Linked DNA regions of Homo sapiens: region 1 is linked to region 2. Evidence: read pairs that join two places in POLR2A ChIA-PET (ENCODE). Cell type or tissue: MCF 10A. All regions are shown on one strand. Each heading gives the region's core, and the rest is flanking DNA. Links, peaks and the distances in the headings are about the cores only. Region 1 overlaps RIN2 (Ras and Rab interactor 2). Region 2 overlaps RIN2 (Ras and Rab interactor 2).

The links. Peaks named below come from ENCODE experiments on the same cell type or tissue, not always from the same donor. Only the 100,000 strongest peaks of a DNase experiment are listed, where the experiment ranks them.
Region 1: POLR2A ChIA-PET joins it to region 2 with 5 read pairs; 10 of 35 experiments call an interaction of 5 or more read pairs at or near these places.

What each region holds. Positions count from the first base shown.
Region 1 is chr20:20,000,903-20,008,711 of GRCh38, reverse strand. RIN2 (Ras and Rab interactor 2) reads right to left here. Exons shown (of 13, transcript NM_018993.4): 13 at 6,256-7,809. The coding sequence ends at 7,776. Among named protein-coding and RNA genes, the nearest start is that of NAA20, 13 kb to the left of the region's middle. In MCF 10A, for the core only: no CTCF peak of the experiment used is centred there; no DNase peak of the experiment used is centred there.
Region 2 is chr20:19,931,503-19,939,311 of GRCh38, reverse strand. RIN2 (Ras and Rab interactor 2) reads right to left here. Exons shown (of 13, transcript NM_018993.4): 4 at 4,113-4,213. Among named protein-coding and RNA genes, the nearest start is that of NAA20, 82 kb to the left of the region's middle. In MCF 10A, for the core only: no CTCF peak of the experiment used is centred there; a DNase peak (open chromatin) is centred at 4,241.

The sequences.
Region 1 (7,809 bases), core at 2,633-5,132, 70 kb before region 2:
TCTCCTGCCTCAGCCTCCTGAGTAGCTGGGATTACAGGCGTGCGCCACCACACCTGGCTAATTTTGTATTTCTAGTAGAGATGGGGTTTCTCCATGTTGGTCAGGCTGGTCTCAAACTCCCGACCTCAGGTGATCTGCCCACCTCGGCCTCCCAAAGTGCTGGGATTACAGGCGTGAGCCACTGTGGCCGGACCAGCTGTTCTTTAAGAAAATAAAAAAGCTTATAAACTTCCCATGTCACATGCAGACAATGTGACTAATTGTGCAGACTACATGACGACATCCGTGCGTGCACACACATGCATGTGCAAGCAGCTGGCCCGGACAGAGAGATCCCCCTCCGCTGCTCCTGTTTGCCCTCATACAGATGTTGGAGGTGAGAGAAGCCACTCTCCAGCAAACTCAGCAAAATCATTAAGTTTGACTTCAGCAATCCCACCTAATTTTCAGAATCTTTTCCCCACGCCCTTCAAGCCCCTTTTCCCTGTCAAAGCAAGAAGAACATAATTGAATATATATAATGAGGTAAAAACTTGGTTCCTGACATTTGTTTGTTAAGCCTTTTGTCCATAATGTAGGTGATTTTAAATGAAGTTATGCCTTACTCTTAGCAAAACAATTATGAGCTATTTTCTTCTCCTTTCCTGCAGGGTTCTAAGAGCAGCACACCTCCTACATTTGTGTATTTGTATCAGCTGCACAAATGCCAAGGCCCCAAATATACCTTGAACTAATGCTTCTCAAGCCAACTCTAATGTGCTCGTGAATCTTGTTAAAATGCAGATTCTGATCCAGCAGGTCTGCCAGGGGTCTGAGATTCTCACAAACTCCCAAAAGATGTGATGCTTGATCCGTGGACTATGGTTTTCAAGGCAAAACCCTAAACTATCTGTTCAATGAGAGTTTGCAATTTGTCAGGTCTCATATTTTCATGTGCTAGCGAAAAATAGAAGCTTTGTGATGTCGTAGCTGCTTCACTTACGTATTTTTTTCTGATTGGTTAAAGAGTCTCTAGCATTTTATTGTTTTCTGTAGTTTTTCTTTCAGTAGATAATAGATGCATAAGTCTTTTCTGCATATGATCGTACATCAATAGGCTGCAGAGAAAAATGGGAGTGAGAAAGATAAAATGGACGGAAACTGCAATCTGGTAAATAAATGCATTCTCTCATAATTTGTAGAAGTGGTGAGAAATCGGAAGCACGCACATCAGAAATAAAAAGAATTAATCACGTCAACCTCTGTATTCTTCTTGGTAAAGCACCAAGTTTTAAACAATAGTCCTGTTAAATGATATAAATGGACATATAAATTCGTGAATATAATAAAGTAAAAGGGGAAAAAGGTGGAGGAAAGTGGTTAAAATAATCACTGACTATAATTATGCTTTTACTTAAATAATAATTCCTTTTTGGGAAATACTATTTTAGACTCTTGTGCAGGCAGAGATGGTTCCTCTTAGGATTTCGATCTGCCCGTGACTGGGAAGCTAGCAAGACGTCTTTGCAACCTCCCTTGCTCCCTTCTCCCTTCTTGGCGAAAGTCACCCCTGGCTATGGGCCCTGATGATGCTCTTGACCAGCATTGAATACTGGGGAAAATGAGCTACTCCCAACTCACACGCACACACCACCATCACCGCCATCACCACCGTCAGCAGTAACAACAATAAAGTTAGGCCAGGTGCGGTGGCTCACGCCTGTAATCCCAGCACTTTGGGAGGCCAAGGCGGGTGGATCACGAGGTCAGGAGATCGAGACCATCCTGGCTAACACGGTGAAACACCATCTCTACTAAAAATATAAAAAATTAGCCGGGCATGGTGGCGGGCACCTGCAGTCCCAGCTACTCAGGAGGCTGAGGCAGGAGAATGGCATGAACCTGGGAGGCGGAGCTTGCAGTGAGCCGAGATCGTGCCACTGCACTCCAGCCTGGGCGACAGAGTGAGACTCCGTCTCAAAAATAAATAAATAAATAAAATAAAATTAATGACTAGTATTCACTTTATGTTTGATCTTCCTACATTGAGCAACCCGCCCCAGTACATTTTTCTTAAACCTTTGATACCCATTACTGCCTTTCTTCTGTTTCACAAGAAACTTGCCAGCAGATAATAGCATGAATGGGTAAGCAGAAATAAGCAGTAGGGGTGAAATGCCAAAGCAGTCGATTATCTAATAATCATAATAAGTAACATTTAACAGTGCTTGTGGTGTGGTGCCTGGATGTTCTAAGCACTTTGCATGGATCAATTTATGTTTGCCTTACAGCAGTGCCTGAAGAGGCAAGATGCTATTTTCATCCTTGGCTAGTAATAGGTACATACGTTTGACAGGATGCATGTGTCTGTTCCTTTGTAGATGTAACCTGTGAATGTGTTTTATTTTATATACACATACCGTTTTTTTTTTTTTAACTTTTAAGATCATCCCTAGTTGATATGCTAGAACTGCACTCTCCAATATGGTAGCCACCAGCCACATGTGGCTATTGGTTATTTAAGACATGGCCAGTGTGAAATGAGATGTGCTGTAGGTGCAAAATGCACACAAGACTTTGAAGACAATATAAAAAATAAAAAAATGTAAAATGCCTCTTTAATATTTTTAATTGATTGGTTGTTGAAATATATTTGAGATATCATGAGCTAAATAAAATTACTAAAATTGATTCTACATATTTCTTCTTGATTTTTAAAAATGTGGCCACTAGTAAATGTAAAATTACCTATTATGTGGCTTGCTTCGTATTTCTACGGGATAGCACCAGGCTAGAAGTACATGTTCCATGGTCCTCTGCCAGCCAAATCAGGTTGAGAATGCATGCTTGGTTAGGTGTCAGTGGTCTTGGTTAGGCAAAGGTGTTACTTCTCGCAGGTGTGTTTTTATATTAAAATCCAGATTTTGATCTAAACTAGTAGTTTTCACAGCAGAAGCACCTTGGAAGTTTAAAATAAATATGGCTGGCTGGGTCGCCTCTGCAGAGATTCTGATGGTCTGGGCAGCTGGGGCATTGGGAGTTTTAAAAGGCTCCGGGTGACTTCAAGCTGACAGCCAAAGCTGAGAGCCACCTATTCAAATGGAACAACGGACACTGGGTCTTGGTGACAGATAGTGTGGGCGGGTAATGTTTGCAGTGGGGCCGGGTTCACACTTTTTGAGTCTCTGGTTGGAACTGAAGAAACAAACTGTGAAAAGGATCAGAGCCTGCTTTTTGGCAAGGAGGCTTGGAATAGAGTTAAGAGCACCCTCAAACCTACTACGTGAGGGAAAACCCAGCCCACAGAATCATGGTGGGGAAATGGGAAGAAAGGGAAGCAATGGAGCTAATTATGTGTAGTGATATTTCCCCCAGGAAACCGAAGGCTGGTTACAGAGGTGAAGGCCGTCTAGGAGCTCCTCCCTGGCCACCCGTGGTCCTCAGGTTCTGAGCCCCTCTCCACAGGTGGCAGGATCTGACCACCCCCGTTCCCCAGCAGTGAGAAATGAGGGCTGGCTGTAGTAGTTCTAATGTGTGCACTCAAAGGAAATACTCAGATTCATTAATGTAATGATAGTCTAAGTGTCTTACATGCAGCCTCAGAGTTCAGGCAAATTTTACTTTTAAATGGGAGAATTTATAGCAGACTCGAGATAAGAAACTCTGCCCCCATCTCCACCCCCAACCACCTCACTCCAACTGAAGCTTCTCCAGGGAGACTTCTGAGGGGAGGCCTTGGTTACACTTTCTCAGAAATTTGGGAAGCTGAGGGGGGTAGATCCCTTGAGTTCAGGAGTTTGAGACTAGCCTGGGCAACATAGTGAGACCTCACCTCTACAAAAAATAAACACAAATTAGCTGGGCATGGTGGTGCACACCTGTAGTCCTAGCTAGTCAGGAGGCCGAGGTAGGAGGATTGTGCTTGAGCCCAGGAGGTTGAGGCTGCAGTGAGCCGAGATAGCACCACTGCATTTCATTTCAGCCTGAGTGACAGTCACACCTTGTCTCAAAAAAAAAAAAAAAAAAAAAAAGGTTACATGCCCAGACCTTTCAGAATAATTATATATATTTTTAACTTCCCATACCTACATTTCTTCCAAAGCTAGTATTCATGGGGGAAAGGTTTGTGCCAACTGCCACCATTTTTGATGTTGGAGTAAAATCGATCTTTTTCTAATCAGAACCTGTTTCTTGAGACAAATGCCAGATGTTTTCCTCCTCCCTCCCTCTCTGCCTTCTTTTTTTTTCTTTTTTTTCTTTTTGAGACTGAGTCTTGCTCTATTGCCCAGGCTAGAGTGCAGTGTCCTCATCTCAGCTCTCTGCAACCTCCGCCTCCTGGCTTCAAGGGATTCTCCTGCCTCAGCTTCCCGAGTAGCTGGGATTACAGGTGCCTGCCACCATGCCCGGCTAATTTTTGTATTTTTAGTAGAGATGGGGTTTCACATGTTGGCCAGGCTAGTCTTGAACTCCTGACCTCAAGTGATTCACCCACCTTGGCCTCCCAAAGTACTGGGATTACAGGCATGAGCCACCGCGCCTGGCCCCTCTCTGCCTTCTTTCCTTCCTTTCCTTATCACGTATTTAGGATTTTGCAATGTTAGGCGATTTCTTTCCCATATTTCCAACTGAATTAGAGTTAACCAAATGACAAAAAGTACTTTTGGTCTCAAATTCACCATCATGAAAATGGGCCGAAAAAATGAGGACACTTAGAATTTTACTATCAGATACTGCCAGATGATTAAAATGCCTGTGTTCCACACACACTGTGCCCTTCGGAGTCCTTCTTGTGCTGTTTCTGTTTCTCTGAGACTGCTGGTAGGAGACCAGGAGTGACTAGGTGTGACCAGGCATGACGGCATGAGCAGGCGTTAAAGATTGGAGCGCTGCCTCATTTCAAGTCTCTTAAAGAAGATGAAGGTAACAGCTGCCCAATGAGGACGGAACCGCATTTGTGAATGGAAGCATTCATAGCTGGGTTTCCTGTCCTTTGTATTTTCTTATAGATCTGAAGTTGTAACCTCCACATAATATGAACTACTTCAACAGTTTCTATTTCTATTCTGTGTCCCGGGGGTGTGGGGGTGGTACTAGAGTGAAAGTATTTGGCAGCGCATGCAACATAAAAAAAAAAAAAAATCCCTTCCTTTGGCCGGCGTTCAACTTTTATAACATGTTTTTATTTTTACTTTTTTGTAGGGGGAAGACAGGGTTGCTCTGTCGTCCAGGCTGCAACGCAGTGGCGGGATCATAGCTCCCCGCACCCTCAAACTCCTGGGATCAAGCGATCCTCCCACCTCAGCTATAATGTATTTTTAAATTTGGAAATGCGTTCTCCTCTTCCTCCACCCAGCATGTATATTTTTACTCTCCTCTTATTCCCTCCAACCTTCACCCAAGTCTGTTTCCTGGCAATTTGAGAAGTGAGAAATGCCTGCGTGGGGGAAAAAGTGGAGGCACATGTTGTGTTGTAATTTTAACGGGGAAACATTGCCCAATGACAAAACCAGGGACCGTCTTGTGATGTTGCTTTCTGCCCACGCTACCTTTTCCTCTTCTGAGCCCGCTCTCGTCCCACCGAAGGCTGCAAGGCTGCCTCGCATCCAGAGGCTGTGACCTGCTTTAAATCAACAAAGCATGATGATCTTAGTTTGAAGAGTTGGGAGGACAACCATATGGATTGAGCTGTCATCTTTTGGTCCGTTGTAAATATCAAAAGCAGGCAGCCCATTCAATTCTCATTCTGATCTTTACGGATCTCTCCCACTGATGAGTTAGAAACCCTTCTAAACTCATGTTTTCCTTCCTTCAGCCAGCAAGGATTTATTGAGCACTTACTATTAATATATGCCAGGCACCCTTCCAAGCATGGGGAGTATGGCAGCGAGGAGTCCAAGCCTCTGCGCTATCAATTTTGCAACAGCACTGAACTGTCACCCAGGGCATTGCAGAGGTTACGTGAGGACAGGGTGGGGCTGTCTGCAGGACCCCAGCTAACTCCGGGTTCAAATTACCTGTGATTTGCTCTAAGTCCCACTGAGCCAAGTACAGCACTAGATAACAATGAAAACACTTTCAGGTGGGAGGATGATCTTTTCCTTCTGCTCCTTAACTTTTGCCCCATATCAGGAGGAGCTTCTGAGAAATGTGAGCTTTTCTGCTCACCCCCACGATACATTGTCTAACCACAAACCCTGGTTCGGATTTCATCTGTCCATGACACTGCGTGGTGCATGAATATATTCTTACTCTAAAGAAAAAAAAAAACAGCCAAAGGATATTTCAAAAATTATTTTCACACATGATTATCATACAGTATTACAATGTATTATGTGCAAAATTCCATTTAAAAAATCATTTACAAAAGTACAACACAGTATGTGCTGAGGGTTCTAGTTCAACAAAAGCCAAGGCTAAAAAAGGTACAAGGTACAAAGCCAACCAAATGAGATGACTATGCATCTTTACACAGTACAATAACATGTTTTTGTAACTACCTGTGTTACGTGGATACAAGACCCTCATAGTTTGTGCACCTGCAAACTGGTTTTATTTAACATAAGTTTAATTTCACTGCAGGTTCTGATAATGTAGATTGATTTTTTTGTGCATTTTCAAATTCTTCTCCATTATATAGCATCTTATTTAACTCAACAAAAGCCACATTATACATTACTTGGTTTCTGGTCCCAATAATTTGATGCTGTTAAGTTTTAATTTGTATGGAAAAGGGAGAAAAGTGTTCTTCTTGATTTTTATTTTCCTCAAGGGGCTTTCAAAATTGTTTCTACAAGCAAATCACACATGGAATAGATTTTGCCAAACCTCACTGCATATTTACAGTATTTTAAGCATAGGTGGTTCCTTCTATCTCTTTTTCTACATCTTTTGAAGAGCCTGAACCAGCAGACTGCACTCCTCAGTCCTTTGTTAGAGTTCATATTTCTCTCTCTACCTCTCTCTACATTCATTTCTCTCCTTATTCTCAGCATCATTTGTTTAAAAAACAAAACAGCAAAACACCACTAAACGTGAACAAGAGAACAGTACATCCGATTTCCAAAGGCATTCTGTGGCCAGTGTCAGGAATACGTTGCTTTAAGAAATCCAGCAGTCTCTCCCCACAAAGTTGCCAAAACATCCAGTTACAGAAGAGAGACTTTAAAAATGCAATACTCTCAAATCCAGCAAGAGATTTATTTTTGAATATTAAATGTTAAAATCACATGCATAATTATAGAATATTTTAAAGTTACAAAAATATTTTAAAACCAATCCTGACAGTTTACCTGCAACTGCTATAAAAATTTCTATGAAATATATAAAAACATGAAGGCTCTTTGTAAAAAAAAAAAAAAAAAAAAAAAAAAGGAAAAAGAAAGGAAGGAAGGCAGGGATGAAGCCATCCACAGGAGTGAGAATCACCTGACGCACTGCATCGCAAGCATCTGCTGTTGAATTCAAAAGAACTTGTATCTTAAGTGTTTCTTCTGCACATATACATACCTGTAAGCCAACCTAGAACCTGACTGGGGGTAGGTAGCAAACAATCTCAGGACACTTGAACCATCAGATGCAATTCTCCATTGCCAAAAGAGAATCCTACTGTTTCACAAACCTCAGCTACCTTGCGTGGCTAAAGTTGCCCTTGGCCGAGTTGGCCTGTGGATGGCTTAGTCACTACACTGAGGGGTCCCCGAGGAGGTGACTGCTTTTCAAGCTCAAGCATGTAGAAGCGGGAAGGCAAGGCTTCCAGCTCCCCTTTGGATGCACCACTGGGAAGTCCCGCCTGTCTTCTAGGAGGTGGTGAGGTCTTCTTCCCCGTTCTGG
Region 2 (7,809 bases), core at 3,250-5,749:
CTTTGGGAGGCTGAGACAGGTGGACCACTTGAGGCCAGGAATTCGAGATCAGACTGGCCAACATGGTGAAACCCCATCTCTACTAAAATTACAAAAATTAGCCAGGCATTTTGGCACATGCCTGTAATCCCAGCTATGTTGGGAGGCTGAGGCACGAGAATTGCTTGAACCTGGGAGGCAGAGGTTGCAGGAGGCTGAGATCGTGTCACCACTGCACTCCAGCTCTAGGCAACAGAGCGAGATTCTGTCTCAAAGAAAAATAAAAGGTAGAGCTGCCTGGATTTGGAGATGGATGGGAGGAGGGCAGTTATGACAGGAATAGAGGCACCATTGATGAGTACAAGGCCCAAGAAGCTGGAGGCATGGTGACTGGGACGGGGAAGACCCAGGAAGGAATGAACCTATGAAGGAACACTTCCTGAGTGGGCAGTTGGTTACCAACCTCTGGACTCAAAGAGAGGATTGGCCAAGGGAGTATAAGTTGGGAATAACCAATGTATAGATGGTATCAGAGCCACAAGACTGGGTGGGATAACCTAGGAAATTACTCCACAGACCACCTTTTAAAACTACATATAGTGTGGCTATTACCACGTGTCAGGCACTGTGCTGAGTCCTTGACAGCTATTAACTCACTTAATCTTCCCAACAACACTGTGAGGTAACTCTGTTATTATTCCCATTTTAATGAGGAGAACACTGAGGCACAGATATTTTTTAAAGTACCTTGTACAAAGTTAGTGGGAGAGAGAAAAGGAAAGGTGTGAAGAGTGAAAAGGAGTGGCTCAGCCAGGCGCAGTGGCTCACACTTGTAATCCCAGCAATTTGGGAGGCTGAGGTGGGAGGATCCCTTGAGCCTAGGGGTCTGAGACACACCTGGGCAACACAGAGAGACCCCAATCTCTACCAAAAATTAAAAAAAAAAATTAGCTGGGTGTGGTGGTGGGCACCCGTGCTTCCAACTACTTGGGAGGCTGAGGCGGGAAGATCACTTGAGCCCAGGAGGTCAAGGCTGCAGTGAGCTGTGATTGTGCCACTGCACTCCAGCCTGGGTAACAGAGTGAGACTCTGTCTCAAAACAAACAAACAAAAACCAAACAAACAAAAAAAGAAAAGGAGGGGATCAAAGTGTGATCTCTGGGTTCTCCAGGGCTGGAGTTCAGGGAGATAAAGAAGAACCAGCCAGGGCACTGGGGGCAGCAGCAGGACAGCTAAGAGGATCCCAGGGAGGTGTGGGGTCCCAGAAGCCAAGCCAAGCAAATGTCCCAAAAAGGAGGGCAGATGGACCATGGCAGACGACGCTGACAGGAGACAGGACGGGAGGTGGGCACTGGCCATCGGGCCAAAAACTGACATCTTCACTTTCCATAGCCTCATTCTGAATGAACTTCCTTCCATTTTGATTGTAGGCAACAAACCACAGTAGTAGTATCACGACCTGTGATTTTGTCACCAACAGAAACCACAGAGGTTTCACCGTTGTCACAGCTGTTACAGAGATTGTGTCATTTATGCCTATCTGTCACATGTAAAACAGAAGCACCTATGCCATGGAAGCACATGCTGAAACACACACTGAAACATTCTGATCACTGGACTTCACTGTAATTGTTTTTCCCATGACATCCTATATATGTTATTTTATGCATTCAAAAGATTATTCAGAGAAGGAGTCCATGGCACAAGACAAAGTTAAAGATCAAGGTTATCTCAATATTAAGCACGAAAGAGCAACCAAACACTAACACAGCTAGAGTAATAGTGATTCCTAACCTAGGGACTAGCTTGGTGCTTAATCTGGTATTCCATCAACTAAGGAACCATAGACATTTCGTGGTGGCTGTGGTGGGATAGGCGACTCCCTATCCCAGCTCACACTCACAGAGTACGAAGCTGCAGAGGAAGCTGACGGCGGTGCATTTCCTGCAGCCGTCAGACGTGCAGAGCCAGGGGCCCGGGCGGTGCTCGCCACTTCTTTCTCCAGGGGTTTTGCTGAAAGCAACTCTGCTACCTACTGGTCTGCTTTCCTCTTCCCTCCTCTCCCCTTTGGCTGCTGCTCTGTGCCAGGCTGAATTGTGGCCACAGCTATGCTTTTCCTTGATCTTAGAAATAACTGAACTGGCCCTCCTGACAGCTCCATTGGACAAAATGGAGAAATTAAAACCAAACTCACTACTTCTAAAAAATCAGCAAGACACTCCAGCACAGAAGCCAAAACTGTGTAGCTTTTTCCCCACAGCACACAGTTTCCACATCAGTCAAATGCAGGCCCTAAAGAGCTTTCCCTCCTGGAAGTGCTAGGAAGATTCCGTAAGTTAGTCGCTATAAGCGACTTAGAACAGTAGTTTAATATGAACAGTGTTGCCACATGGCCAACATGATCTATATTGTTAAATAAAGACAACTCATCTTGCTTTTTCCTCTTTCTTTTCTGTTAAAAAAAAGCCAAATAAAATGCCTTTGCAAATGTATAAATTCATGAATTAAGCAACATAGCATTCAAAGTGACATTCATCTGGGAAAAAAGGCTGTTGTGGACTGCTTACAGTTATTCTTACCTCTGAAAAGGAAAAGATGGAAGGAAATGTTAAAGATTAAGCAACCACCCAGCTCTCACTCTAATACCCACCGGAGTCAGAAAACAAGATCTTGAGGGCCCCTCACATGTTCAGAACGTCCTTCTCACACCCCCAAAATCCCCTGTGCTTATATGCAGGGGAAAGGTTTCCGCCGCTCTGTGTCTGGGTGTCTGTCATCTGTGGAGCTTGGGGTTGATCTCACAGAGCCGCCTTTCCTGGCTATGAAAGAAATCAGTGCTACCAAAGCTCTCTTTTCTGTTGTTATCAGCCTAGACTCCCAATTAAATTTTAGCTCAACAAGGCACAGGATAGAGAAATTCCCTGGCTAAAGTTCCACGATGTTTGAAACTACTCTGGAGGTGAGGCAGAGAGTCACTACCTGAAAATCATTGTGCATTTGTCTAGTTTATGGGGAAAAAATAAGACTTTCACACTGAGGTCAAGAACAATCATAGAATGCTGGGTGTGCTGCAAGGAGCAGGGGGACCATCTGGTTCACCCCCATCGTTTTGTAGAGAAGGAAAGGAAAGGAAGGCACAGAGAATTAAGGGTGAGTGCTGTTCCCCCAGAGACATCGGGTATCAAAGTACCACCTTCCAGCTGCAAGTGCCTCCCTGGGATGTTGCTCTCTCCCGTCAGCGTATGGCGGAACTAGTCGGGCTGGTTTGAAACTTGCCTGGACAACCAGAACCATCTGGCTGGCCTGCCTGTTGCATGACTTGCAGGCAAAACCTACTCCATAAATCTCAGCCTCACACTGCTCCAGGCAGGCTCAGCCCCACTTTCTGGGAGAAAGGGGAAGCTGTTAACAAATCTGGCCTCTAAGGCACGAAGTGTCTGTGTCTTTTTATAGCCATTATATTGTTATCTTGTTAGCATCAAAGTTGGAAGAAGTCACCTTCAACTTCCCACCACCCCCCGACCTTTGCACCCCCTTTCTCCAGGTACAGACCAGTCCCTTGCCTCCTATTCAGACGGTGTGCAGTATGTGCACAGGTATCGCCTTCAACAGCACAGCACGCCGCCTTCCCTTTGTATCGAATTTACAACCACATCCAGTTTCCAATCACTGCACGGCTTTTCAGGTTAATGGTTTTTTGGAGACTGCTGGGGTTTTTCTCTGACCTGAGAATGCAAAATGAGTCCATCCTCTTTAGCTGCTCCCCTGTAAGCCTTCTGGAGACTCACACGGCTACACTGAATTCTACTTTGCACACGCTGGATCTTGCTGCATTACTGTTTCCATCATTGGGAGTAGGTGGATATGGCACAGACAATTTTAGGTTTCCGGGTTCTGGTGCCAGGAGGAATTGAGAGAGTATAAAGTTCAAGTGCCTTCAAAGTGATTAAAATAAACAAGCAGACAACTAGTTCCTAGGCCACTCCCACCTCCTACAGAGGATTTCATCTAGAGCTGCTACCACACTCCCAGCTCCCAGACTTCTGAGGAGTGACTGCAAGTCAGCCCTTGGCAGTGCCAGGGTTCACTCGATCCCTTTCTCGCACCCATCACCTAACCGTGTCTCTGGTCACCTGTGGGTTTCAGCGGGTTCCAGGCCATTTTCCAGGTTGACATCTGTCCGCACCATCTCCTGTTTCAGTTCTCCGATCTCCGAGGCAATTGTGTCAATGAGCTATTCAAAGACAAAAATAGTATGACGTCAGGAAGTGGAGAGGCGTGGCATGCCCACAGCGCCCGGGGAACTCAGGCTTTTCAATAGGAACAGAGATGACCATCTTTTTCTATTTCTTTTTTTTTTTTTTTAATCTTGGCTCTGTGAATTTCCTCTAGCCAGAGGAAAAAATAAAGGGGGAGGAGGCAGCTTCTCCTTAGAAAGGGGAAGAACTTAGGTTTCGGTATTGTAATAAGGAAAAGAATATGACACCCAGTTTGTTAGGTTTCAGTATTGTAATAAGGAAGATAATATAACACCCAGTTAGCTTTCTCAACATGAATATAGACGGGAATAAATACATCCTGGCAAAACCGGGCCTCAATATTCATTTGGCAAGGGAAACCCTCCAAAGGAACCCCCTTTGAAGGACTGAAATTCATACAATGATTATTTTGTTATAGAAATGAGTTTATTTAAAAGATATATCCAGCTTACATATTGATTTCTGACGACATCAAAATGATTTCTTGTTCTATTCTTTGCACTGCTGTGGAGAGAAGATTGTTGGGGAAAGGGAAGAGAAAGGACTGAGTGAGGCTGGGGTGGATGAGTGGGGAGGAGGGGAGTGGGCCCCAGGGCCATCTAGGGGAAAAGGCGGCCCCATCTCAGATCCCCACCTATCCATGCACCTGCATCTGACCCTTCAGGCTGGTCTAAAATCTTTCACCCTCCTATTCACTCATTCAACAGAGTCTTTCCTGGCGCGTACTAGGCACTGTAAGTGTACAGTGGCTGTTCTCAAGGGTGCCACTCTGCTCACTATTTTTTGAAAACATAGTAATTTTCCATACAAACGTTATTTACATTAACAGGTAACAGGTCCATTATTGTTTTAAAATAAGCGTTATTAAATTCCTTCATTTTAATTTCTAAGATGGCAACTATTTATAGATATGATCCATACAAACATAAGTTCTTTGGGATCCTCAATAATTTTTAAGAGCATTGGCCAGGCATAGCGGCTCTTGCCTGTAATCCCAGCACTTTGGGAGGCCGAGGCAGGCAGATCACTTGAGGTCAGGAGTTCAAGACCAGCCTGGCCAACATGGTAAAACCCCATCTGTACATAAATACAAAAAAATTAGCCAGGCGTGGTGGTGCGTGCCTGTAGTCCCAGCTACTCCAGAGGCTGAGGTAGGAGAATCACTTGAACCCAGGAGATGGAGGTTGCAGTGAGCCAAGATCATGCCACTGCACTCCAGCCTGGGCGACAGAGTGAGGCTCCATCTCAAAAAAATAACAACAACAATAATAATTTTAAAGAGCATCAAGGGGTCCTGAGGCTAAGAAATTTGAGCACTGTTCTCACTAAAGAGAAATGTTGTCTTGTCTCAGGTAGCTTTTATCCCACCCAGACTCTGGGAGGGAAACTTCACTTGCGCTTAAAGCTTGTTCTAAAATGTGACCCCATCTATTCACTCACTATTTCGACAAACTTTTATGGGCTCCCGCTTCATGCCAGGTACTGCAAATGGGGAGTGGAGCTGAGAAGATCTCAGTTCTCATGGAGATGAGATTCTGGTGGGGCAGAAAGACACCAGAACCAAGCACTGAGCAGTTCCAGAATGAAGACAGGTGAAGGTAATGCTGTGGGAGCAACAAAGGGGCCAAACAGATCAGGGCGGGTTGGTCAGGGCAAGTCTTTTTTAAGCGATAGAGCCTTGAATGACAAGAATGCCATGAAAAGATCAAAGGAAGAGCCCTCCACATGGAGAGAAAGTTCTGGAGGCCAGGAAGGTGTGCAGGAGGAGAGGCAGGCAGGGATCAGATCTTGCCAACTTTGTAGATCATGGTATTCACCACCTTGAGTCTTCCATGATAAGAACCATTGGAAGGCCTTAAGTAGGAGAAAGCCATTTTACATCTGTTTTATGGTCTAAACCGATCACCTTGGCACTGAGGTGGTTGGAAAGGGCAAGATGAGAAACAGGAAGACCAGTTAGGAGCAACTACAGTGGTCTAGGCAAGAGATGATGCAGCTTGGACCGAGGTGGTAGTGGTGGAACTAGAAAGAACGGGGGAATTTAGGAACAATTTGACATAGAAATTGATATAATTTGATGGATTGAATGTGGGGGTGGTAGAAAGAGAATAATCAAGGATGGCTCCGAAGTGTTTGGTTTGAGCAATTAATAAATGGCATTGCCCTTGACTGAGATGGGAGCAATGGGGAAGAATTAGACTTGAGGGGGAAACTGCATTGAACTTCGGGCAGATTAAATTTATTTCAGTTGTTTATCAGCCATCAAATAAATCTGTGAAGTAGCTTCTGACACTCTGGATGGAGATTTTTCTGTTTGGAAGTCACTGGCATGTGTGGCTGGCATTCTAAAGCACTGTGGCAGGGAGAGATTATCTAAGGAGAGAGGTCGATGGAGAAGGGGGCCCAGCAGATAGCTCTGGACACTCCCAGGACTTAGAGGTCAGAAGAAGGGAAGCCAGCCAAGCCCTTCATGCTTGATCCATCCCCTCGGTGCCTGTGACTGCAGTAAGGACCAGAGGGGGAGCTTCCAGAAGCACTGGGGCCTCGAGAGAGGAAATGATTAGGAGATCCTATTTTATACATATCTCTGTGGCAAAGTTTTTTTAAAAAGTCTGACAATGCCAAATACTCTAGGATGTGGGAAAACAGGATCCCCCTTGTCTTTCTCTGTTTCCTGTTGCTATAACAGAATACTACAGACTGGCTAATTTATTAAGAACAGAAGTTTATTTGGCTCATGGTTCTGGAAGCTGGAAAGTCCGAGAGCATGACTCTGGCATCTGGTAAGAGTCATCCCGTGGCGGAAGGCAGAAGTGAGTGGAGACAGGGAGAGGAAATCGGCCAAGCTCATTCTTTTTGTCAGGAAACCACGTCTTTGAAAACTAACCCGCTACCAAGATAACGGCATTAATTCATTTGTGAGGGCAGAGCCCTCATGACCTAATGATCTGTTAAAGGTCTCACCTTTTAAGACCGTTACAATGGCAATTAAATTTCAACATGAGTTTTAGAGGTGACATTCAAACCATGGCACCTCTTACACTGCTGGAGGAATATTACCCCCAGAGCTACTTTGGAAAGCAATTTGGCAACATCTTGTAGGGTTAAAGATACACAAACCTATATGTGTACTTTAGAGACTAAACTTGCACGTGGGCCCAAAGATACCTTTGCAAGAATATTTGTTGCACCATTATTTGTGAGAACACCTAAGGGTTCATTAAGAGGAGAATGGATACATTAATTGAGTATAAAATGCTACATAGCAGTTAAAAATTAATGAACCAGAACTGTATGTATGAACACATGTATAAACATAAAAGCCCAAAAGGCTTTTTTTGAAAGCAGAAAAAAAAAAAAAAAAGGCAAATCGAGAAGCATTATATACAGCATGTGAAGTTTAAAACCATGCAAACGTTCCCAACACAAGGAAAAAGATACATGGATGGATATCCCAGTTACCCTGATTTGCTCATTACATATTGCATATTAAAATATCACCTGTACACCCCAAAATATGTACAACTATGACATAACAAATTAACAAATAAAATGTATCCATATAATGTTT